Linked DNA regions of Mus musculus: all the other regions are linked to region 3. Evidence: chromatin loops called from intact Hi-C (ENCODE). Cell type or tissue: heart. All regions are shown on one strand. Links, peaks and the distances in the headings refer to the core of each region. The heading gives the core; the rest is flanking DNA.

Region 1 (7,579 bases), core at 2,322-6,321, 100 kb after region 3:
TGTAGCTGTCTTCAGACACTCCAGAAGAGGGAGTCAGATCTTGTTGCGGATGGTTGTGAGTCACCATGTGGCTGCTGGGATTTGAACTCTGGACCTTCGGAAGAGCAGTCGGGTGCTCTTACCCACTGAGCCATCTCACCAGCCCCTCAAACCTTTTTTATTATTCAATTCATTTTACAGTCAAGGAGTCTAAAGTGTGGAGAAACCACTCAATCTGCTCCTGTCACTCAATCTGCCTCTGTCACTCACCTGCTCAGTGTCAGAGTTCAAACTACACCTCTGAGCTGTCTAATTCAAGGTGCATCTCTTGGAGCTAGGATGTAGCTCAGTGAATGGATCTTGTGCTACTGTGCAGAAAGCCCTGGATCTATACCTGGTTCCAAATAACGTTAGGCCTGGTGGTTCAGACCTGCAGTCCCAATACTGGAAAGGTGAAGGTAAGAGGACCAGAAACTGGTTATCTTTAGCAACACAAGGAATTCAAGGCTAGCCTGGAATACATGAGACTTTGTATCAAAAAGCAACCAGGGCTGGAAAAAAACGGCACAACTCAGGTTGAAAGCACTTATTGCTCTTACAGAGGACCTGGGTTATGTTCCCAGTGCCCACAGAATAGTTCACAACCATCTGTAATTCTAGTTCTAGAGGATTCAGTGTTCTCTTACGACCTCTGCAGGCACCAGGCACACAGACAGTGTACATAAATATACAGAGGCAAACACTTGAGCACATTAAAATAAGCAGCAATAACAAACGTAAGGAACGTCTTTTTCAGCCAGGCATGTTGGCGCATGCCTTTAATCCCAGCAGTTGGGAGGCAGAGGCAGGCAGATTTCTAGAGTTCAAGGCCAGCCTGGTCTACAAAATGAGTTCCAGGACAGCCAAGGCTACGGAGAAACCCTGTCTCGAAACACCTTCCCCCCCCCCCCAAAAAAGAAGTGTCTCTTTTCCACTGTCTCCCAGTGCCTACAAACCTAAAGTTGGTCTGGGGCACAGTCTAGAGACAGGGCTGGAAGGGGTGGGTCCCTGCACCTTGCGCTTACTAGCCTCACCCCTAGTCTCCCCACACAGGTGGATGCACACACCCAAGCCCCAGAAATCCTTTCAAAGTGCTTGAGGGCAGTGCTCAGGGCAGTTTACCTAGACACAGAGAATACAGCCCTTCTCTGCTGAGCCTGGGTCAGTATTTTTGCTCTCCAGTTCCCCTAAGTTCCCCTGACCTCTGCCTCTTGCCCTGGAGGCCCCCTCTGCTTTTCTTTCCCGGCTTTCTCAAGGTGTGAGACATTCTCTGGGAGCCTTGAGGTTCCCTCCTCACAGTAAGGAAACCCATTTGGCTTAGACTTTATTGCTTCGGGGGTGTGGTGGGGTGGGGTGGTGGTGGTGGTGATGGCTCTAATTTAAAGTTTCTGGTGTTGTCCCCCAGTGTAGCTGGAGTCAGATCCTCTAGGAAAACAGGAATTGGCCATAAAAAAAAGATTGAACTTTTACTTTTGAGTTTTCAAATATACATAACACAGAATAGCCCAGCAAATCCCGTGTGCCCGTTGCCACAGACCTTGAAGGGACATAATAGAATCTTAGTTTATCATCAGAATTTCTGAGTCCTATACAGACTGTGTGGCTAGCACACTTGCCACACCATGCTAACTAACTGTTCATGTTGGGCTGGGGAAGATGGGTCAGTGGAGAAAGGGCCAGGTGAGGACAGGAGTTCATATCCCAAAAATCCAGGTGGCCGTGGCAACCTCCTGTAGTCCCAGCACCCAGGAGGCAGAGACAAGGGCGTCCCAGGACACGCTGGCTACCTTGACTAACTGGAGTCTGTGAGCTCCAGATTCAGTGATGCTACCTCAATAAATAAGGAGAGGCTGGGGAAGACACTAGACTTTAACTTTGGACCTCCAACTTTGCATGCCTATGTGTGCCTATCCACCCATTTGTGTGCTTGTGAATATGCATACATGTGAGGACACCACACACACTCTACATGTGCAAGAAAAATAATTTGTTAAATAGACGCATGCCTGTTTTTTTTTCTGAGTGTCGCTGGAACCTCTATAGATCTAGGGACCTGGACCTCTCTCCAGTTGGCAAAGGATCTGAATCCCGGGAAGGAACTGCTGAGACCTGTGGGGCCCAGGATTCCCACCTGGCACGGGCCTGAAGAGCCTGAAGAGCGCTGAAGAGCCTAGCTGGGTGTGGCTGCCCCTTGGAGCCTAAGGGAAAGCTTTGAAGTCTTCACTCCCAGTAGCTGACCTAAAGCTGTTTGCTATAGGTATTTGAGAACGCCTAACTCTATAGCCAATTAGGGGCTTCTCCCTGTGCCTCTGCAGGAACTCAACCAAGCAGCATCTATGGTACAGCTTGTATATGCACATCTGGCTCTCAGCCCTAGAAGGGGTGGACTGAGGAGCCAGATCCTGGCTCTGGCCCTTGAGCCCCCAGGAACTTCCATTTTCCTGGAAGGGAAGCCAAGAAATGTACCTATAGGGGACAATTAAGTGCCCCGGCTGTCTGCCTTAGGGCTCTGAGCATTGTTTGCTTAGGAGGTAGCACTATTTGTAACCTGTCAAGGACTGTAGACTCCAGCAGTCCCCCAAAGAAGGCAGGGCTGCCAACTTCCCATTCTACCAAGGTTCCCACAGAGCCCACCACCCAGTGCCTTCACAATAGATTTCAGTGTATCCTTCTCACAGAACCCTTTCCTTTGTGCCTCTGTCTCTGTGTCTCTCAGCTTCTCTGTCTCTATGGGTCTCTGCCTCTCTCTTGTTTCCCAACATCCTTCCCCAGGCCCTGGGGAGCAGAGCTGTGGAGGCAGGGGGCAGTGGGAACAGGACAGTGTCCGGTTCTCACCAAGGACAATAAGGGCCGGAAAGGGCTGGAGCCAAGGGCTGGCGCAGACTAGCCCTCCCGCCTGCCCTGGGCGCCCCCAGGTCCCGCCCTGTCCCATTGGTATGCCCTAAATGCCAGGCACTCTTCATGCTTGTGCCTGTCCCGGGGAGGGAGGCCAATCTAGTCCACTTGCCTCAGTCTCAGTGTCCCACTGCCTTCTTGAAGGGTGGTATCACCTTTGACTCCAAGGAGCATGTCAGGTCAGGGGCCAGAAGCCTCAGGCCAGACTACAGCGACTCCGCCCACGTATTATTTACTCCTGTTTCCGGAGTTGGGGGCGGGTGCCTGTGGGTGTCGCTGCCACGTGTGAGTGAACAGGAGGAAACATCTGCCTCCCTCTGTCCTCCGGGGAGTGGGGGTGGGGAGATGCCCCGCTCTCCCATAGGTCTTCTGCCACCCGGCTGGAGCAGTCCCAGGAACCCCAAATTCCTTTGTCTTTTTCACCTTCAGGTCTTGGAAGGCACCATATCCTCGGGTCCCTTTACCTAATGATGGTGATTAGAGACTGTGATATCTCTGTCAGGGTTAATTGGCAGGTCAGGTGTGTATAGCCTACAACTAGACACCACAGATAGGCTGAGTGTAAAGCTGCTATTGGCGCCGACCTGCCTTGTAAATCCACCCATTCCTGAGGGATGGGTCATTATTCCTGAGGCACATACTGCCCCTGGTCCTACACAGTAGGTGACATTGATTCCTTAGCACTGCTGGGTCACCTCTGATCTTCCCCTCACATACCTAAACCTTAGAAGTGGTATTTGTTATCTGCCTGACTCCACCCAAGCCTTCTGAAAGCCTCTGACCCTCAGGAGGCCATATCCCAGGGCTATGTGTGTCCTACCCAGTGCTCCCACTCCAGGCAAGGAGAAAATCAAGGTCTGACTTAGACCTTCCCATAGACCCAGGACCTGTTTTGGACACCCTCCATCCCTCCTTCAGAGCGCTCTACACGCCACACTTCAACCTCACTAGATGAGCTTTCAACTGCCAGGCTCAGAAAGACTCTGTGATCTCTACTGAAAATTCTGTCCAACTCCTAGCCCAGGAACAGGAAGTGATGCTTCTAGCTTTCCAGTACGGTGCCTGGCCCCTTGAGTTCCCTAGATTGGCTTCCAAAGAATTAGAGCACTGCCTAGTCCTTTAGGACCAATATGCAGGTAGAGGTCGGCCTGAGTATCCAGGATCGATGGGCTCACAGCGCCCTCTGTCAGCACTTTATGCAAACTGTGCAGTTCCTCCTCCTGGGCCAGGTAAAGAGTGATTGACTGGGCAGTGTGGCCTCTTAATAATCCTTCACCAGACCTCCTTAGACGCTTGGCTTCATCTTTACTGAGCCTTATTCCCTAACCTTTAGGTGCCTCTAAATGTGTAGGATTTTGTCCTAGAAGGGTTGAAGGATAAGTTTTTTCATTCAACCAACCTACTTCCCACTCTCAGGCACTACTGAGTATACAAAAGTGACCAAAATGGGTGTTTCCTAAAGTTTGGAGCATCCACCGGGAGAGGGAGGTGGGGGGGGGAGGGGGCGGGAACCTTGCTGCTCTAAAGGACAAGCACCCTGGACAGAGAGCTGCTTCTCATGACAGCACAAAGCAGGGTCTGGGGCCACAGCCTCATTTCCATCAAGACTTGGCTGAGGCTGTGGGCTGGCTGCTCTTTGATCTAACCTGAAGAGACTTATGGATTTCTTAATATCTTGAAGACAAGATAAATGGGGGAGGGAAACAAGGTTGCCAGAGTGAAGAAGCAAGGGTCGGTGACCAACCCAGGGTCCTTACACGCACGCAATGTGCACCACCCCAACATATGTGCACATACCCCCCCCACACACACACACACACGCACACCAGTTAGGTTCTGAAAGGCAGGCCCTCCTGTATTATCTACTGTTTAACCTCTCTCCCCATAGGTTAAGACCCCGATCATTTTTGCGTTCTTCTCCCACAATGACTCTCTTGTCAGTGGAGGGCAAGGATGCTGCAGCACCTGCCCAGCTTGGGCACTGGCAGATGAGGTCAACTGTCACAGTTCACAGACACAGCTACAAAGACACAACTTTATTACTCATTCACAGTTAGTTTCTCTTCTTGCCCTTGCCAGTGATTTTGGCCGGTGTGAGAACTGGAGCTGTTGCCTGGTACAGAGTGGACGATATCTTGTTGATGTAGTACAGACCAACCATGGAGAAGATGAAGCTAGGGGGTGAAAATAAGTCATTAAACCAATAGGCATGTTGCTACTAGGGCAGACACCAGCGTCAGGTAAAGAATTCAGATTTAGGCCTGGGAAACTAAGGACAAAAAAAAGGGGTGGGGGTGGGGAGATGGCTCAGGGGTTAAGAGCACTGACTGCTCTTCCATAGGTCCCGAGTTCAAATCCCAGCAACCACATGGTGGCTCACAACCATCCGTAATGAGATCTGATGCCCTCTTCTGGTGTGTCTGAAGACAGCTACAGTGTAGTTACATATAATAAATAAAAAAAGCTTTGAAAAAAATAATGGGGGGGAGGGGACAGAGGAGGTGGCATATGGTGGGAAGGGAAGGGACTATTAACACCATAGGAAGATCTGGTCCCACAAGACATGGTGTTGTTGCACCGCTTGCCCAGCTGTCAGATACGTACCAAGTGGTGACACAAACTCGGTGGATGAGGCCGGAGGCAAAGAGCGCCAACAGCAAGCAGAGGAGAACTGGGGAGACAGGAAGAGGGTCAATCAGAAGGCGGTCAAAAGAGCAACGGAAAAGTAGGAGCAGTCTAGAACCCTGTGAGGAACCTGCTTGAAAACGTACGTCCTGCCTGGCATGGGGATATACACCTTTAACCCCAGCACTAGAGGCAGAGTCAGAGAGATCTCTGTGAGCTGGAGGTCAGCTTCCTCTACAGAGGGAGTTCCAGGACAGCCAGGGCTACACAGAGAAATCCTGACTAGAAAAACAACACAAACAAAATAGGTATGCCTTAATAAAAGCAGGGATTTCAAATGCCTTGTGCCTGAACACTTGTTCAGGACACCAAGGGAAGATATGAATGGCGTTTTGTTTGACTAGCTTGGCTCCACGTTTCATTTAACTTCCTGGTCCCCCAACCCCCGAACATACACAGAAGAAAGCGAAAACGCAGTGGTATATGCCTACACAGCAAGCCAGTCCGGAGGATAAGGCAGGAAGCATCACGTAAGCCCAGGAATCCAAGGGAGGGACAGCCTGGGCTACACAGTGGGAAGGCCAGCCTGGGCAACATAGTGAGATCCCGCCTCAAAAGTAAATCAATAAATAAAATGTTCTAGAAGGGCGGAAAGCAGGCGTGTTCCCATGACTTAGGAAAGAGGATTATGGCTTCTCTAAGAGGACAGGATACGGATGAGAGGGTGGAAGGGGCTAAGAGGTCCACTTGTCCAGCTGGAGCCAGAAAGGAAGGCAAAGAAGAGGATTTTTTTCTTCTCACTTCAAGACAGGTTTCACTGTGTAGCTCTGGCTGTCCTGGAACTTGCTCTGTAGATCGCGCTAGCCCTGAACTCACAGAGACCTGCCTCCCTCTGCCTCTAGTGCTAGGATTAAGAGCCTGTGCCATCACTGTCTGGCTGAAAGACAAGGTTTTTGCCTTCCAACAATTTCTTTCAGCATATAAGAAACACATGGGACAGAGTGGAAGAGACAGAAGCTCTGGGCATTGCTGGGCGGAAGCTCTGGAAACCTCCAACAGGGCCGTGAAGACAGCAACAATGGCGGGCTTCGGGGTTTCTGGGTGAGTCTTTCACGGGGCCACAACTGCTTGCTTTTCCCAGCATGTGGCTTTCCAAGTGGCTCGGTCCTGATGCCGACTTTGTTTTATGAGCCCTATTCTCCATCAGATCTCTATATGAACCATCTAACAAGAATTATCACACACAAAAACTGATCTATCAGGGCTGGAGATGTGCCTCCATTGGGAGAGAGATTGCCTAGCATGTTCAAGGACCTGGGCTTAATCGCCAGCACCTCATAAACTACATGAGGTAGTGCTAATCTCAGGACCTGGGAAGTGGAGGCAGGAAGATCAGCAAGTCAAGGGTTTAGTCATTCACAGCCACACAGGAAGTTCAAGGCCAGTGTGGGCTACAGAAGGGAGGAGAAGAAAGGAAGAGAGAAACAAGCGGATGCAGAGAAAGAGAGTGAGCTCTAGCGGTTATTCTCTATTCTCCTTCTGTCAGGGGTCCTGCTATTGGTAACATCCCAGTGAACACAGACTTCACAATCTCCTCCAGCAGCAGTCAATAGTGCGGGCTCAGTTCCACATCAGAATCCCTCAGTGGGCTTGGTTTTGCTTTCTTCTCTCACAGGGACAAAGAACACCTTCTCCTGGATGCCTATCAGACATCAGCCCAGGCTTGACTGTTCACTTGAAACCTGTCCTGAGAGCAGACCAGGTTGGCCTTTTTCTTTCTTTTCCTCTCCCTCCCCTCCCCTCCCCTCCCCCCTTTTTGTGCTTCTCTTCCAGCTCCAATAAAATGCTTAATCTGAAAGCATCTTCTGTCTTCAAGATTGTGTTAAGCAAATGTATTTCTCCTTTATCATCTAAGCACAGGGAAATTCGGCATCATGTTTGGGAGAGGTTTAAAAAAAAAAGAGTCCAGTTAACTATTGAGTTTCACTTACTCTCAGGGAAGATTTTTGCTTGGAAGCCTTTACCAAAGACCAGATTCTCC
Region 2 (7,579 bases), core at 1,817-5,816, 70 kb after region 3:
AGTTCCAGGACAGCCAGGGCTACACAGAGAAATCCTGTCTCGAAGGGGGAAAAAAAAAGAAAACAGAAAAAAAAAAAAAAAAAAAAGACAACTCTGTGGGCTGGAGAGATGGATCAGAGGTTAAGAGCACTGACTGCTCTTCCAAAAGTCCTGAGTTCAATTCCCAGCAACCACATGGTCGCTCACAACCATCTGCAATGGGATCTGATGCCTTCTTCTGGTATTTCTGAAGACAGCTATAGTGTACTCATACATATAAAATAAATAAATAAATTTTAAATAAATTTTAAAAAAAGTTAAAAAAAAAAGACAGCTCTGAGTGCGGTCCCCAGCTGGGCGCCCATGCACTAATGCAGCCTTCTCAGGCATGGTGTCCGGGTCCTTCACAACATGATCCCTACACCAGCGCCTGTCTCCTCTCCTACCATGCCACCAGATTAGGAGGCTGTGGTAAGTGGACGGTGAGTTTAAAGCCAGCCCATGGACACCAGGGAACGTAGACCAGTATTAGAGGGTTTGTCTCCAATGATGGGATTAGAATCCTGGTCCTCTGGATGGGCAGCCAGTGATTTTAACTGCTATGCTTTGTCTCCAGCCCCTTAACTCATGCCTGTAATCCCAGCATTCAGGAGGCAGAGGAAGACAGATCTCTGTGAGTTTGAGGCCAGCCTGGTTTATCTAATGAGTTCCAGAACAGCCAGGGCTACATATTAATGATACCCTATCTTAAAAAACAAACAAACGAGCCAGGCGTGGTGGCGCACGCCTTTAATCCCAGCACTCGGGAGGCAGAGGCAGGCGGATTTCTGAGTTCCAGGCCAGCCTGGTCTACAAAGTGAGTTCCAGGACAGCCAGGGCTACACAGAGAAACCCTGTCTTGAAAAACAAAAAAAACAAAAACAAACCAAAAAAACAAACAAACAAACAAACAAACAAAACCCCAGCAAGACAACACCCTCATTAGAAGCTCGTTTCTTTACCCCCCTGTATGTGCACACATTTACTCTGTGTACAGATGGTGAGAGACTGTAGACTTTACTTTTCTAAATTACCTTCAGAGTGAGGCAGAAACGCTCCAAATTCAGGGCCCACTGTTCTACTGCCTCATCCAAGGACCCAGAGATGCCCTGGGGTCTGAAGCATCCAGTCAGGCTGCTGAGTGTTGGTGGCTGCTCTAGTCTGGAAAAGTTGCCTTCGGCTAGGCAGTACTCTCTGTGGGAACAGGATCGCCCCACCCCTACCCAGCACACCCAGAGTTAACCCTACCCCCAAAAAATTCCCAGAAGAAATTCACAGATGGGTTTTCCCCAGACAGACAGCTCATACATATTTGCCACTTAGCACAGATGTTTGCCTGGGGATGGAGTGCTGAGAGACAACGCAGGTACACAACTTTAGGGTAACAGGTAGCCCCAAACAAAGCCAGACACGCCGGGGCGAGCTAGAACTGAGATGCCCAGGAGGCCTAGATTTTATTCTGTGTTCTGAAGTCCTTCCTATTGTCTGTGTCCGCATCTCACAGAGCCGGAAACTCTCCTCTCTGCCCACCAGGCGGCGCAGCGGTTCCAGGAGCACTGCGAATGTGTTGCGGGACTGAGTCTCAGCACTTAGCAAGATTGTTTTGCCAAACTTATTTCCTTTACTACTCAAGTCCAGGAAAACATGTGCCCAAACGTAAGTTCACTATCGACTTCAGGACTCCCGGAGGGAGAAGACTTTATCTTAGCCTCATCCTTGCGGCCTAAGGTGCAATATCCAGCCAAGGGGTAGCCTAAACAGATGAGCTACCTCTAAAAGCGCAAAAACATGGATAGGATCAAGGCCTGAAGTGAAAATGCTGGAGATCATCCTAAGCCAGAGGCTCTGCGTCCAGTCAGTGCCCAGGTTTCAGCCACCCTCTCCATCCAGTTTGCTCCAGCCTCACACTCAGGCAGGCAGGAGGTGGGCACGTCCTCCCTAGGCTGAGCGGAGGGAGATTGGCTGCCAGCAGAGGTGATCCGGACCAAAGCCATCTTCCCCGGGGGCAATTTTGGGCTATTTTCTCTAAAGATGTTACACTATCTAACTCCTCTTTGAGTTTCACAGCAGCCACAAGTTTGCACCTTTAGAGTGAGTGATATTACTCAACAATGACCGGCTACTGTTATTGCTTGCGCCGGGCACTAAGCAGAGAACAGAACCAAACCCTATGAAGTAAAGGAACCCTCGTGGTGTGTGTGGGAGACTTTCACCTTGGTGTTCCTCCAGGTGAGCAAAAAGCGCGTGAGGTGCTTCCCTAGGGCAGCGGATAAACTTCGAACCCGGAAGGAGGGACGAGCCGCACGCATGGGACTCAGGCACGTCGCCTAGGGCAGGTTGCGCACCGGTGGCGTATGCTTGAGTAAAGACGGACCCTGACCCTAGTGCGGGGTTACGGGGCGCGGCACCTAGTTGGAGCTCAGTAAATATTTATGGTGAGAGCGACAAGCAGGGCCCACCTCCTAGGAGGGAAGGAGGAAAGCCAGAGCCCTCCTCAATTCCTGGCTCCTCCCCTGCAGGCTCAGCACCGAGCTGGCCACGGCGTCCTGGCCCGATGTAATTACAGGGTCTGCCGCCAAGCCTGGCCGTAAAAAACCGGGATGAAACGGCCTGGAAGCCTCGGAAGCTGGGCCGGACCCTGCAAAGAGCCCCGGGTCCGCGCCTTGCCCTGATGCGCAGCCGCAAAGAAGAGAGACCAGGGACAGAAACCCCCGCCCATCACACCCTGCAACGCACACGGGCTCACCGCCACACACGCAAACTACCAAGCACTCAGCTTTTGACTTTACGGCTCCAAGAATGCACTCGAGCCTAATCAAACACCTGCCCGCCAGCTCCATCTCAGGCGCAGACGCCGCCAACCCCTCTCCAGACAGCTGCTGATTCGAGAGGTGAATTCCTGCAGGGTTGTTTACATGGAGAGGGGGAGGGGTTCTGAGCCTGGTACTGAGAGCCCACCGACTGGAAGACCCAAGTCAGACTCAGTCAAACACAGCCGCCCAAACTACCCCCCACTCCAATCCACCCCCGCTGCACGCCCAAACACGTTTCTCCTCTTCTTCACACACTGTTCACAAACATTAGCATATGTATGTCAGGCGTTTCACACGCTTCCACACACAAGTGTCTTTACACCTACCCGCCATCACACGCATTTACACACGCCATATGTACATGTGTCAGGTCGGTTAGTTTGTCACTCTTCATGACCATATTCCCACATTCCATCTGCAAGCGCGCATTCGCTCAAGACACACGTGAAATGTATAAACAGGTCATTAGCGTACGTTGGCGCTATTGAAAATATTAGGAACATCCCCCCCTACAGCCCCTGAGCCCAACTATGAGTTCTCGCATAAAGTACTGATGGACTGAGTAGCCCTTAGCCCTGGCCGCACACGTTACACGCTCGATCACACACAACGTCGCACTTTATTCCCGGCATCTAAGCGATGACACAATCTCTTGAACAAAGACAACATTGACAAACCCAACAAAAACAAACAGCCGCGTCTGTGTGGGGAGGGGCAGCCAAGCCAGAGTCAAGGCATGGGGGAGTGTTGCTGGGGGGGCGGGGGGAGGAGGGGGTCACGAGAGAGTGTGAGAAGGCGAGTGCGCGGGCCTGGGTGTGAATCTCAGGAAAGGTGTGGTTATATCCCCCCACCTCACACCCTGACAAGATTGGCGCCCCGCGCTGCAAAGCCAAGTCCTGAAGCCACTGGTTCCCAGACCCACACGTATAAGTTCTTCCATTTTTCCAGCTTGCTATGGCTTTCAGTCCCACAAAGCCAACAGAGCCTCACATAGACACCCCCACCCCCACACCCGTAAGTGAGCACACACAGCTATGGGAGGATCTGTGCAGACCCCGGAGCGCTCTCCGTCGCTGAGATATGGGAGTCCTTCCTCCCAGAGTCTTTTTCCCTTCCTCCACCTCCAACGTAGCCATCAAGCCCTGGGGCAGCGCGCGTCGGGCGGGGCGAGGGCGGGGCTGGTGTTGGCGGCGCCAGCCCAAAAGGCGGAGTCGAGCAGCGAAGAGGCCAGATTTGTGATCGTGGTGCCTACTGTACCGTGGAGAAGCCTGTGGGAACCTTACACTGCAGAGCTCTCGTCCTGGCCTGGCTCGGCCCGGCCCCGCGCTATGGAGTTCCTTTGGGCCCCTCTCTTGGGTCTGTGCTGCAGTCTGGCCGCTGCTGACCGCCACATCGTCTTCTGGAACAGTTCAAATCCCAAGTAAGCCCTGAGACTCCCTGGCAGCCTGGGTGCCGGGTTGGCAATGGCCTTTCGCAGGGTAACTGTCCCTGCCAACCCCTGGCCTGCGCCTAGGAGAGGTGGCCAGGGATGGGTTGGACTCTATAGCTCCCCACCTCCGTCTGTATCTCCCCTTACTACCTGGCAACAGCCGACCAGGGCAGAAACCTGCTCATGCCTGCTCGCACAGGCGCTGGCTGTTTCAGCCCTCTCTTTCTGCCCTCTGGCATCTCATCACTCTAAAGTAAGGCTCTCCTGCTGGGCACTCCTGCCTTGAGAATTGGAACGTTGGCCCTGGCCTCCGGGGCTCTCTAAGTCCCCCCATGAAACTTCTGTGCACTCTCATTTTTGTGTGCCACTTGGGCGTTTGTATACTAACAGGCACCTATGGACGTCAAGAGTAAGCACAGCGCTCAGGGAGCCTTGGAAAGAACCTCCGTAGGAATCTAGGTTTTGGGCATTAGATATTCATTCTGTGTTTAAGATGACCCTGAAGAGTGCCTCCAAGGTTGGGGGGGGCATAAATTAGGCACATGCTGTGTATGGGTCGACCGAGGGAGTGGCTGAGGTGGTCACACTAAGGGACTGGTAAGAGGAGTGTCGCTGGGAAGCTTGGGGAGGAGCAGAGTGGGGCTTCACAGGGCTACAAAGGCTGTAACAGGAAGGAGGTAATTTCTCCGGAGCAGGTTTTAGGGCTATGAAGCAAATGGTATTGAGAGGAAGACACTGTCGGGCCCTTTGTTCTTGCCCTTGAGTTTCTTCAAGTTATGAGAAGAGTGTTAGGGCCAAACCTAAGAGGGGGATATGGTGGAACAAGAAGAGGTGAGAAGTCGAGGCCACAGAATGCCACTAAACCCCTCCCTCCCAGATCCAGTGAGCCTGCCTCCCCTTCCCCTGAGAGAGATGCTGGGCCAGTTTCCTCTGGCACTGCCTATTGAGGGTCTGTTGTCTAGGGCATGTCGGAGGGCAAGATAGAGCCAGCTGCCACCCTAAAGGCACTGTCTTCCTGGCCCTGGAGTGCTGCTGCGCCCCACCAGCCCTTGCGCCTGCCCTTGCGCCTGCCCCTTGCCTTCCTGACCTAGTCCTGCCCTAGTAGTGGGAAAGAGCAAAGTCCCTGTTTATGCCCATGCCAGGTGTCGGCTGAAGGAGGAGGAGGGGACGGGAAGTCATGAGTAGGGAGGGGGGAACCCTGGCCTTTTCCGTTCCCAAGCTCCCAGGTTTCCTCTCTTTCAGGAAGGAGCCTCTTCCTTGCCCCCCTCCCTGTCTACTCCACCACTAATAGAGCCCCCTTTTCCAAATGGAGACTTAAGTGTCACAGGCAGGTTAAGTGTAGGAGATAGTACGCTAAGTATAGCTTCAGCCCTGGCCCTCTGGACACACACATAACCCTGTCTTATTTACAGCCACAGGAAAGCCAGTCTAGAGTGGAGGTCATGGGCGGTCTAGCCAGGCCCAGCTTGGGGGAAGAGATGAGGTGGCAATGAACAGGGCGGGTGTAGGGTTGCATAGGTGACTCAGGGTAGTGGGCATTAATCCTGGGCTCACCAGGCTCCAGGCAAAGGCAGTGGCAGAGAAAGGTGCCACTGTGAGCTAGGCCCTGGTCCTGGAGAGACAGATACTCAGCTATCAGATTTCTCTGCCGCTTTTGCCCGGAGGCCAACACTGGGGCAAACCAGTCCTGGGCTGCCCTGGGGTCCTGGGGGCTGCTCACTTTTGACGAGGTAAAATTTCACAGGCTCTCAAGAGCGCCTGGGCGGGTAGCGAGGTGGATGAGGCACGAGTGAGTCAGTGCCCATCACGGGAATAGGGGAAAGACGCCAGGCCCAGAGCTGAAATACCTGTTCTGAAATGGCTTCTATGTTTATCTCTCCAGAGAGGAATTTTAAAAGCCTCCCTCTGCTTCTCTCTCTCTACCCCCCCCCCGTGGGGGAGGGGCCCAGAAAGTCTCATTTTAGAGGCTGCAAGCAGTTGCAAGGCCAGGCCTCTAAGGGGTCATGATGACTGGGTAGTGGGTGGCCACCGTGGAACCCCACCATCACCATGGGCACCACCCATGCCAAGGACTCGGGTTGAAAGCAAGTTGGCAGGCAGCTCTGCTGAGCCTCTCCCTGGCAGAGCTTGGGGGAATTCAGAGAAGCTGCCTGGCTTTCAGTGGGAGGGGGGAAGCACTTTCCTGCTGCTGAGACCCTACCCAGGCTGGAGCCAGGTGTCTGGAGCTCAGTGGGAGGGGCCGGTGGGCAGTCAGGCTGGAGCCTGCAGGGCTTGGGGGGACCAACGGGGGAGAGGAACTGGCTCCACCTGGGGAGGAGGGAAGAGCTGGGGCAGCCTCAGGTCTAAGAACCACAGCGTTTCATCAGGGGAAGGCGAAATTGTTACTCTTGGAGATAAAATCACAGAGATTTTCAGGAGTGAGAAAGTGGAACGAGGAGATCAGGACACAAATCCGAGTAACAGGAAAGGGAGGTTTGAGGGACACTGAGAGAGTTTGATTATCTGTGAATCTGTTGGTCTAGGCATTGGGATGCTGAAGTACACTGGGAATCTGAGGGAGACTCAGTGTGAGGGGCGGGATGGGATAAGACAGGGATGTGACAGGGCTCAGAAGGATGGGAAGGAGAAAGAGACCTGGGCTCCTAAGCACAGACCAGCCCAGAGTGCAGTCTATCCACCAGCATTTAAAGAAGTCCCCGGGGAACAGTCGTCAGTAGAATACAGAGGAAAGTGGGCTATGGAAATGTTTAGAAGCCCTTGCTCGGGCGAATGCCTGGAGAGTTCTAGAAGGCACTTCGTTACCCGAGAGACTCTTGGTGGATGTTATTTGGATAATGAGTAAGAGATCGGTAGTGAGGGAATGAAGAAGTCAAGATCAGTAAATGCAGGAGTTGAGGTTCTGGAAAGCCTTTGGGACTCCAGTGTGAGAAGTGAAGGACAATGTAATGCATTGGAAGTTCAAGGCTCTGGGCTGACTTCTGACTGACTGGCTTCCTCCTGCTTTGCCCGGGCTCAGGTTCCGTGAGGAGGACTACACGGTGCACGTGCAGCTGAATGACTACCTAGACATCATCTGCCCACATTACGAGGACGACTCTGTGGCAGATGCAGCCATGGAGCGATACACACTGTACATGGTGGAACACCAGGAGTATGTGGCATGCCAACCCCAGTCCAAGGACCAGGTCCGTTGGAATTGCAACCGGCCCAGTGCCAAGCATGGCCCGGAGAAGCTGTCTGAGAAATTCCAGCGCTTCACGCCTTTTATCTTGGGCAAGGAGTTCAAGGAAGGACACAGCTACTACTACATCTGTGAGTG
Region 3 (7,579 bases), core at 1,550-5,549:
GCCCAGAGCCTGGGGCCAACCCCCTCCTGCCTCCCATACCTCTTCCTTCCTTTTCTGCATCCTTTCCCTCTGTCCTCTATAGTTCCAGCTCTTACGGGAATCCCTTTCTCCACCCTGGCCAGGCAGTCACAAGCTGGAGATAAAAGTCGAGGGAGATTCCATACTCGCCAAGCTTCTTCGTAAAACCATCGGCGCTCTGAACACCTCCTCGAGTACAGATGTGGAAACAAACAACATGCGTGAGCAATGCTAAAGGCTGGGATCTGTGGAGTAGAGGGCTAGGGTACGTCGGAATAGGGTGGAGTTGAAGACTGGACTTTGCAAGTGGAGTGCTTGAGATCAGAGCCCAGGCGAGCTTGGATCAGAGAAAAATGGTTACCAGAGCTTTGAGGTCTTGCCTCCTCCTTGTCCAGCAGACCTTTCTGCCACAATGAAATTGAAATCAAGCAGCCTCCAGAGGTGGTGATGGGCGAGGGGGGCGGGGAGAGGGCAGATCATAAGTAGCTATGGTATTTACAGAGAAGCTTTGCAAGATGGAGAAGAGGCAGGGGAGTCAAACTGGAAGTCCACCCTGTACCTCCAGGGTAGGGAGATCAACTTAAGGCTGCCCTCAGCTGGTACTGACCAGATTGCTAATGGTCGTCTGCCTTCTCCCCCAGCCTGCCTGCCCCAACCCATTAGCCTGAATGCCAGGGATTACTTCAAGGCCTCACTGCCAACCCTCCTGCTTGTGTGTCTCTGCCTAGCTCAGGCCTTTGGCTACCGACTCCGGAGAGTCATCGCAGCCTTCTATTTCCCCAAGGTGAACCGGCAGACAGCTCTACCCCTGAGCATGCAATCGCACAACTCCCCACTACCCTACAGTGTCCTCCCCTGCTCTAATCACTATCGCTGGCTCCTCTTGCTTCCCACCCAACCCCTCAGCGAGAGAAGAAGCGGGCTCTGTTCTTCTACAATGAGTTCCTGAAGAAGAGATCAGCTTTCACTAAACTGAGGAGGGCCGCCATTGTTCGGAGGGCAAATCAGCAGAAGGCTCCAGTAAGTCCAGTCTCTAGCAAGCCTGCCAGCTCTCCACAGGGTCTGCAGACTCTCCGAGAAGGGACACCCTTTTCAGGACACCCAGCACCCTCAGTGTCCCAGGCCCAGTGGAGCTGAGTGGGTCTGGCAGATACAGGGTAGGTCAGGGCTGCATCTGTCTTTGAAACTCAATACTCAACCCAGCTGCAGACATACATGGGACTTTAGGAAGTGGCAGAAAGGAGATGTGAGATTGGGTGGTCTGTTTGTAGGGCAGCAATGACCCCATAAGAAAGAGCACACAGACAAGCCCAAGGTGGTTCTGGGAAATGGAGAGGAGGCAGGTGGCCAGGGGTCAGTGGGACTTCAGGAGGGAACATGCAGTCTTTGGAAGACACAGAACCGGAACTGCGGTTGAGTCCACACATCCTGAAGCTGAAGGAGCCAGGGGTCCTCACTGTATCTTTTTCCCCCTTGGAAGAACAGAGTGTAGACAGGTCTGTGAGGCCATTCTGCAGAGTTGGAAGAGTGGTATGGTGGTTGGCTGCCAGAGAAGACTTGGTTTGAGTCCAGCTTCATCCCTGCCATGGTATGGCAGCTGTGTGACCCTACTCAACTGCCAGGTCTTGCTTTCTCTTCTCTGTAAGATGGTGTTAACCAATTCATTTGTTCAGTTGTTACAATGCCTGGGTTTTACTTCATTGATGCTGGTACACACACAGACACACACACACACACACACACACACCACCAAGCCTGATGACCCGAGTTCCATCCTCCTGGTAGAAGGAGAGGACTCCCCACAAGCTGTCCCCTGACTGCCACACATACCCCACGGCACACATGAACATCAGCAGGCTGGGATCCCTTGACCTGGTCCTGAAGTAGACTGAACTCGAATGGCTAGATGAAATAGGGGGGTATGTGTTCTAAGCTGAAGGAACAGTGTGTGAAAAAAAAACAAACTCAGAGATCAAAGTGGATGCCAAGGTCAAAGGGCAAGCTAAGGGAAATGCAAAGTGTGGCAGGAGCCAAGGAGGCAGAGCAAGGCTGGGAAGAAACAGACCTCTGAGCGCTCGAAGGGCAAGCCCAGCTCTGCTCTTAAGAATTCCTGGCAACTGTATGAAGAGGGTATTCGGAAAGTGAGACTGTGGAATGGCCACAAAGCTTGGGACTTGGTTCCTGCCAGGTTTGACTCAGATCTGACTTAGGAAAGTTACACCATCTTTCTGAGATTTTTTTTGGGGGGGGGTTGAGTTTTTTGTTTGTTTGTTTGTTTTTCGAGACAGGGTTTCTCTGTGTAGCCCTGGCTGTCCTGGAACTCACTCTGTAGACCAGGCTGGCCTCAAACTCAGAAATCCACCTGCCTCTGCCTCCCAAGTACTGGGATTAAAGGTGTGCACCACCACCACCCGGAGAGATTTTTTAAAAAAGACTTAATTAAAATTTGCACTTATTTAATGTGTATGGGTGTTTTGCCTATGCATATGTCTGTGTCCTCATGGGTGGCTGGTGTCCAGGGAGGCCAGAAGATCATCCAGTTCCCTGGAACTCAAGTGACAGGCAGTTGTTAGCTATGTGGGTGCTGGGATTCAAACCTGGGTCCTCTGGAAGAGCAGTCAGGGTTCTTAACCACGGAACCATCTCTCCAGCCCAGTAAGGTGTAAATTGTGCCCTCCTCCCTTCTAAGCCTAAGTACCAAATTAAGCCGCTCCACAGGTGTACAGAATTGTTGTGGGTCATCCTTGGGAGTAAGTTTGGGCACGCCAGGCTCCGCAGCCCATCATGGAGAAGAAGACTCTTTCGATTTATCTCAATATCGCCCTCGAGGGCTCTTCTTGTCTACCCCAGCTTCCTCCAATATAGCATTGTCAGGCCTTGGGACTTCATACATTAAGAGCTGCCCAGTGCCCCTGACAACCCTTTCTGCTCAGCCCACTTGGCATTAACCAATCCACCTCATCTTCCAACAGCCCCACTACCTGGTGGAGGCTCTGTATCGCCGGTGCCCTCTCCTGCACCGCTTCATGCGTCAGCGCTGTGTGGTGTGCCAGGCAATGGAGACGCCGGATTCCTACGTGTGCCCCACACCAGACTGCAAGGCCCTGTACTGCCGGTCGTGCTGGGACGACATGCAACGGCTCTGCCCGGTGTGCACGCCCCGCGAAGAGCTCTCGTCATCCGCCCACAGCGACAGCAACGACGACGCTGTGTATGGCGATTGAAGGGATGCTGCCCGCCTTCTTGCTTAATAAAGTGTGATGCACGCTCCTGCGGCTGGTGCTTCGCAGGCATCCGGGATTGGGTGAGCCGGAAGAACTGGCCCGCACAATCTCCACGAAGCCGGGCTACAGACGGGAGGCAGGATGGAGGGAAGGCGCGAGTCTTGTGGTGTCCAAACCCATCCCGGTAGCTGCCGGAAAGAGGCTGCGCTGAGCGGCAGGGGCGGAGCCTCAGACGGGGCGGGGCGGAGCCTCAGACGGGGCGGGGCGGGGCCTAGTTGCTGCGCTGCACCGAGCTGGTGTCCGGCGGGGCCGTGGCTGCTCCTCCACGCGTAGCCCCGCACCTGCTGCCCCAGTCCAGCCCGGAGCTCCGCGGCCATGCGGCTGGCGCTGCTCTGGGCTCTGGGACTCCTGGGCGCGGGCAGCCCTCGGCCCTCCCCGCCGCTGCCAAATATAGGTGAGTTCCCAGGACAGTGGGTCGAGGGGATGATTTGGAAAGAGGTACAAGGAAACCCGGAGGCAATGGGGTGTTGGGGTCTGCCGGAGCCTAACCAGAGGGCAGCCTGCGTGATCTGCGGACCAAAGCCTAGGGCCAGGTAATTTGGAGAACGAAAGGAAGAGGAGGATGGGGAGGAGGAGGAGGAGGAAGAGGAGGAGGGAGGATGGCGTCCTCTGTCCTGAAGTCCCGAGTTATCCCTGCAGACACTTTTGAGTCTCAGGCACTGAAGAGCGTGCGCGGGGGGTGGGGGTGGGGCGCTCAGATCATGGAAAGAGTCACTCCTTAGGACTGACGTCTTCGTCTCTCTAGTGCCTAGCTGACAGTTCTACTCAATGAAGTGCCCGGACTAGCTAGTGGGGTTTTAGTGAAAAGGATTATTTTCAGCCGTTCATTCCAGACCTGGGCGGCCAGCACCGCTCACTCGGGTGCGGTTGCCACCAGAAGCCTGGCGGAGCGGGAGGGGCCCGGAGGAGCCAGGGGAGGGAGCTTTCGCCAGGAAAGAGACTGGGACACCAACTCCTCCTTGGAACTTTCACTTCCCGCTGCTGTCTTGGGCTGGGGGCCGAGAGGGTAGGCGGGGGTGGAGTGTCCGGAGAGGAGAGGGCCATTGTTGGGGGGTGCTGGCGGAGGAAGCGGAGGCTGTTGGGAACGGGTGCGCCTGACTGGGCATCAAGGCTGTTTAGGGAGGTCAGAGTGTTTGCACTGCTCACCCAAAGATGGGTGTTCCCGGCAGGCATCTCTACTGTGAGGGAAAAGGAAGGGCAAGTGGGCACTAGGCCACAGACTTCTCTTAGACCTAAGAAAGGGCATTCCTGATTGGGTGGGGAGTGTGATTGGGAAGGGATGGGAACAAGGGAGGGCCCCCGTGAAAATCTTGGGATTGGCCAAAGGGAAGGCAAGGAGGAGCTGCAAGCTGGATACTCTGAACTTTGGGGACTTATGGGTGAAATCCGTAAGTTGGGGAAAAAAAAACCCCTCCTTCCCATATCCTCCTTTAAATCCTGGCACACACTGCAGGACCGCTTAAGTCACTGATATAGCCTTCTGTGCTGAGGGTCGGTGGGTCTGAGGACACTAGTGATTCCAGCCTTGCTAGGGATTTCCTCAGCAATCTCTTAGGATGTTCTGGGACCCTGCAGGAGGCACTGAGGAAGAGCAGCAAGCCAGCCCAGAGAGGACGCTGAGTGGATCCATGGAGAGCCGGGTTGTTCAGGACAGCCCCCCAATGAGCCTAGCAGACGTGCTTCAGGTGAGGGACAGCCTGCTAATAAGATTTTCTCTTTCCTCGCACTCCACAGTATTAATCATCTTGAGGGTAACAGGTCCATCCGGGTCCTGCTCCTTTCCTTCAAGCCCCCGGCTACACTCAGCTCCATCCCCTCTGCACATACGTGTCTGCCTCGGCCTCAGCCTGTCTGTCCATCACGTACACTGGGAGAGTTCTGACACTAAGCCTCCTCCTTTCCACTCACACTGTTCTTTTTTTCAGTAAGGGAGAGATTTGGAAAGGGACAGACAGACAGATACACACTTTCTGAAGCTGAGTCAGAGGAAGGGCTGGGGCCTGTGCTGGGTCCTTCATGATGCTTCCTCTCTGGGCAGGAAGCCGAGAAGGGGTGGCTCAGATACCTTCCTTGACCTCCCCACATAAGCCCCTAGAACAATGCCCAGGCCAGGCAGGGTTTCCTGGACCCTCCCATGGGATCCCCCAACCAGTGACCTAATCACTGGTACTCTCCTGAGAGCCTGAGGTTTTCTGATTTTATAGGATAGAAGTTGTGGGCAGGGATAGGGGAGGTGACATGCCTCTGGTGTCCACAGACTGGTTTACCTGAGGCCCTGAGGATTTCCTTGGAGCTGGACAGTGAGAGTCATGTCCTGGAGCTTCTACAAAATAGGTAAGGTGGCAGGCGCGAATAATTACTGGGAGGTGATTTACATAACCTTTATTATGCACTGAGAACTACACTCACGGACTCCTTAACAACAATCCTATAAGGTAGATGCTATTACTTATCATCTTTATTTAACATTTGAAGAAGTTAAAACTCAGAGAAATTAAATAACTTGCCTGAGTTCGTACAGTTATAGATGTCAAAAATCATCCTGGAACTCAGACAGGCAGGAGGAGCGACAGCTCATCTGTGTGGCCTCCGAGGAACTGAGTAGTTCGTTTGGTGGCATTGCCTGGTTCCTAACAAACCCTTGCCCACCTCAGGCCCTAGCTTGTCACCCCAATACCCTGTGAAGTGGCTCAAATCCTGCCCTCTTTTTCTCACAGAGATCTAATCCCTGGCCGCCCAACTCTGGTGTGGTACCAGCCTGATGGCACCCGAATGGTCAGCGAGGGCTACAGTCTAGTGAGTCAGGCCCTCTGGTGCTGTTTCAGGCCTGGGCAAAAGAGGGAAGGAAGAAGGGAGGATGGCAGCCCTGGAGGAAGTGGGAGGGTCCTGCCTGCCCTTGCTGGCAAGCTGGACTCTAGGGTTGTCTGGTCTCCCCTGTGGGCTGGTGCTAACTAATGTGGCTTCCCTGCTGTAGGAAAACTGCTGCTACCGAGGACGAGTGCAGGGCCACCCCAGCTCCTGGGTGTCCCTCTGTGCCTGCTCTGGGATCAGGTACTGTGGGTGGGTTAGCTACCAGGGAAGAGGATCCACACAGGCAGGGAGCTGAAATACTCTGACTCCCTGTCTTTTTCCTTAGGGGGCTCATTGTCCTGTCCCCAGAGAGAGGCTATACACTGGAGCTGGGCCCTGGGGACCTTCAGCGTCCTGTCATTTCTCGGATCCAAGACCACCTGTTGCTGGGCCACACCTGTGCCCCAAGCTGGCATGCCTCTGTGCCCACTCGGGCAGGACCAGACCTCCTTCTGGAACAGCATCACGCTCACAGGGTGAGGAGGCAGCCTGAGAGCCCAGACCCCAGGGACGGTTGCTGCTGCTGAGGGAGCCATCCCCATGTTTCAGACATGGTGTGAACACTGCCTCGATTGCTATTCCTAGCAACCCGAGAAGGCAGGTGCTGCCCAAAGCTCTATTTTCCAAGGAAGAAATCCTAATTTTCAAAGATGGAGATTACACTACAGTGTGAAAATTAAAGTGAATTGATATGGCAAGTGCTTAGAACTGGTGCCTGGAACACTGTATGTGTCAGCTGTTATTTAGTTGTTTTTGTTTTTGTGTTTCTTTGTCTGTTTGCCTCCTGAGTAACGGGATTAAAGGTCTGCTCTGCCATACCCACCCATAATAGGTTTTGATTTGCTTTTGTTTGTTTGTGTTTAAGATAGGGTCTCTCTCTCTCTATATATATATATATAGCCTTGGCTGTCCTGAAACTTAACCAGGCTGGCCTTGAACTCACAGAGATCCACCTGCCTCTGCCTGTGCTGGGATTAAAGCAACCAACATGCCTGGCTTTAGTTAGTATTTCTTAAAATCGAAGGAAGCCAGGTTTGATGATACACAACTGTTTCCTAGCAGCTGTTTGGGGGTCAGAGGCAGGAGGATAGAGTTCACTGCCAGCCGGAGCTGCACAGCAAGACACTGTCTCAAAAAAACCAAAAGCTTGCTTTGGAGTGGGAAAATAGAGTCCCATTATGGGCTTCATAATCTGTCCTTGGTCCACTATGGGCAGGTCTCTGAGCTCTCACACACCCTGTGAGGTCTTCTTCATCTTAACTACTCAAAGTGGGTATGGACACAGCTTACCCAGCCCTGGCCCTGAGGAGAATCTGCCTGACACATCTCACTTCTTATCCACAGCTTAAGCGAGATGTAGTAACAGAGACGAAAATTGTGGAGTTGGTGATTGTGGCTGATAATTCAGAGGTGAGTGTGTTGACACC

What was found. Hi-C counts contacts between places; a loop is a spot of excess contacts. Peaks named below come from ENCODE experiments on the same cell type or tissue, not always from the same donor. Only the 100,000 strongest peaks of a DNase experiment are listed, where the experiment ranks them.
Region 1: a loop joins it to region 3, with 2.0 times the contacts of the local background. A loop is called at or near these places in 1 of 42 quality-filtered maps.
Region 2: a loop joins it to region 3, with 5 times the contacts of the local background. A loop is called at or near these places in 1 of 42 quality-filtered maps.

What each region holds. Positions count from the first base shown.
Region 1 is chr3:89,247,079-89,254,657 of GRCm38, reverse strand. It overlaps Krtcap2 (keratinocyte associated protein 2), which reads right to left. Exons shown (of 5, transcript NM_025327.3): 3 at 7,530-7,579; 4 at 5,518-5,584; 5 at 4,929-5,087. The coding sequence ends at 4,967. Among named protein-coding and RNA genes, the nearest start is that of Krtcap2, 4.4 kb to the right of the region's middle. In heart, for the core only: a CTCF peak has its summit at 4,095; DNase peaks (open chromatin) are centred at 3,157 and 4,037; H3K4me3 peaks cover 1,120 bases; H3K27ac peaks cover 1,778 bases.
Region 2 is chr3:89,276,123-89,283,701 of GRCm38, reverse strand. Efna1 (ephrin A1) reads left to right here and starts at 4,057. Exons shown (of 5, transcript NM_010107.4): 1 at 4,057-4,251; 2 at 7,277-7,572. The coding sequence starts at 4,160. In heart, for the core only: a CTCF peak has its summit at 2,584; DNase peaks (open chromatin) are centred at 2,631, 4,021 and 5,401; H3K4me3 peaks cover 4,000 bases; H3K27ac peaks cover 4,000 bases.
Region 3 is chr3:89,345,926-89,353,504 of GRCm38, reverse strand. Adam15 (a disintegrin and metallopeptidase domain 15 (metargidin)) reads left to right here and starts at 3,477. Exons shown (of 23, transcript NM_001037722.3): 1 at 3,477-3,696; 2 at 4,878-4,987; 3 at 5,560-5,636; 4 at 6,020-6,098; 5 at 6,277-6,353; 6 at 6,439-6,628; 7 at 7,497-7,562. The coding sequence starts at 3,618. It overlaps Dcst1 (DC-STAMP domain containing 1), which reads left to right. Exons shown (of 16, transcript NM_029974.2): 13 at 123-239; 14 at 660-802; 15 at 925-1,038; 16 at 2,991-3,286. The coding sequence ends at 3,242. It also overlaps a transcript of Dcst2 not described here. In heart, for the core only: no CTCF peak of the experiment used is centred there; DNase peaks (open chromatin) are centred at 1,851, 3,474, 4,294 and 5,364; H3K4me3 peaks cover 2,456 bases; H3K27ac peaks cover 2,498 bases; H3K27me3 peaks cover 2,015 bases.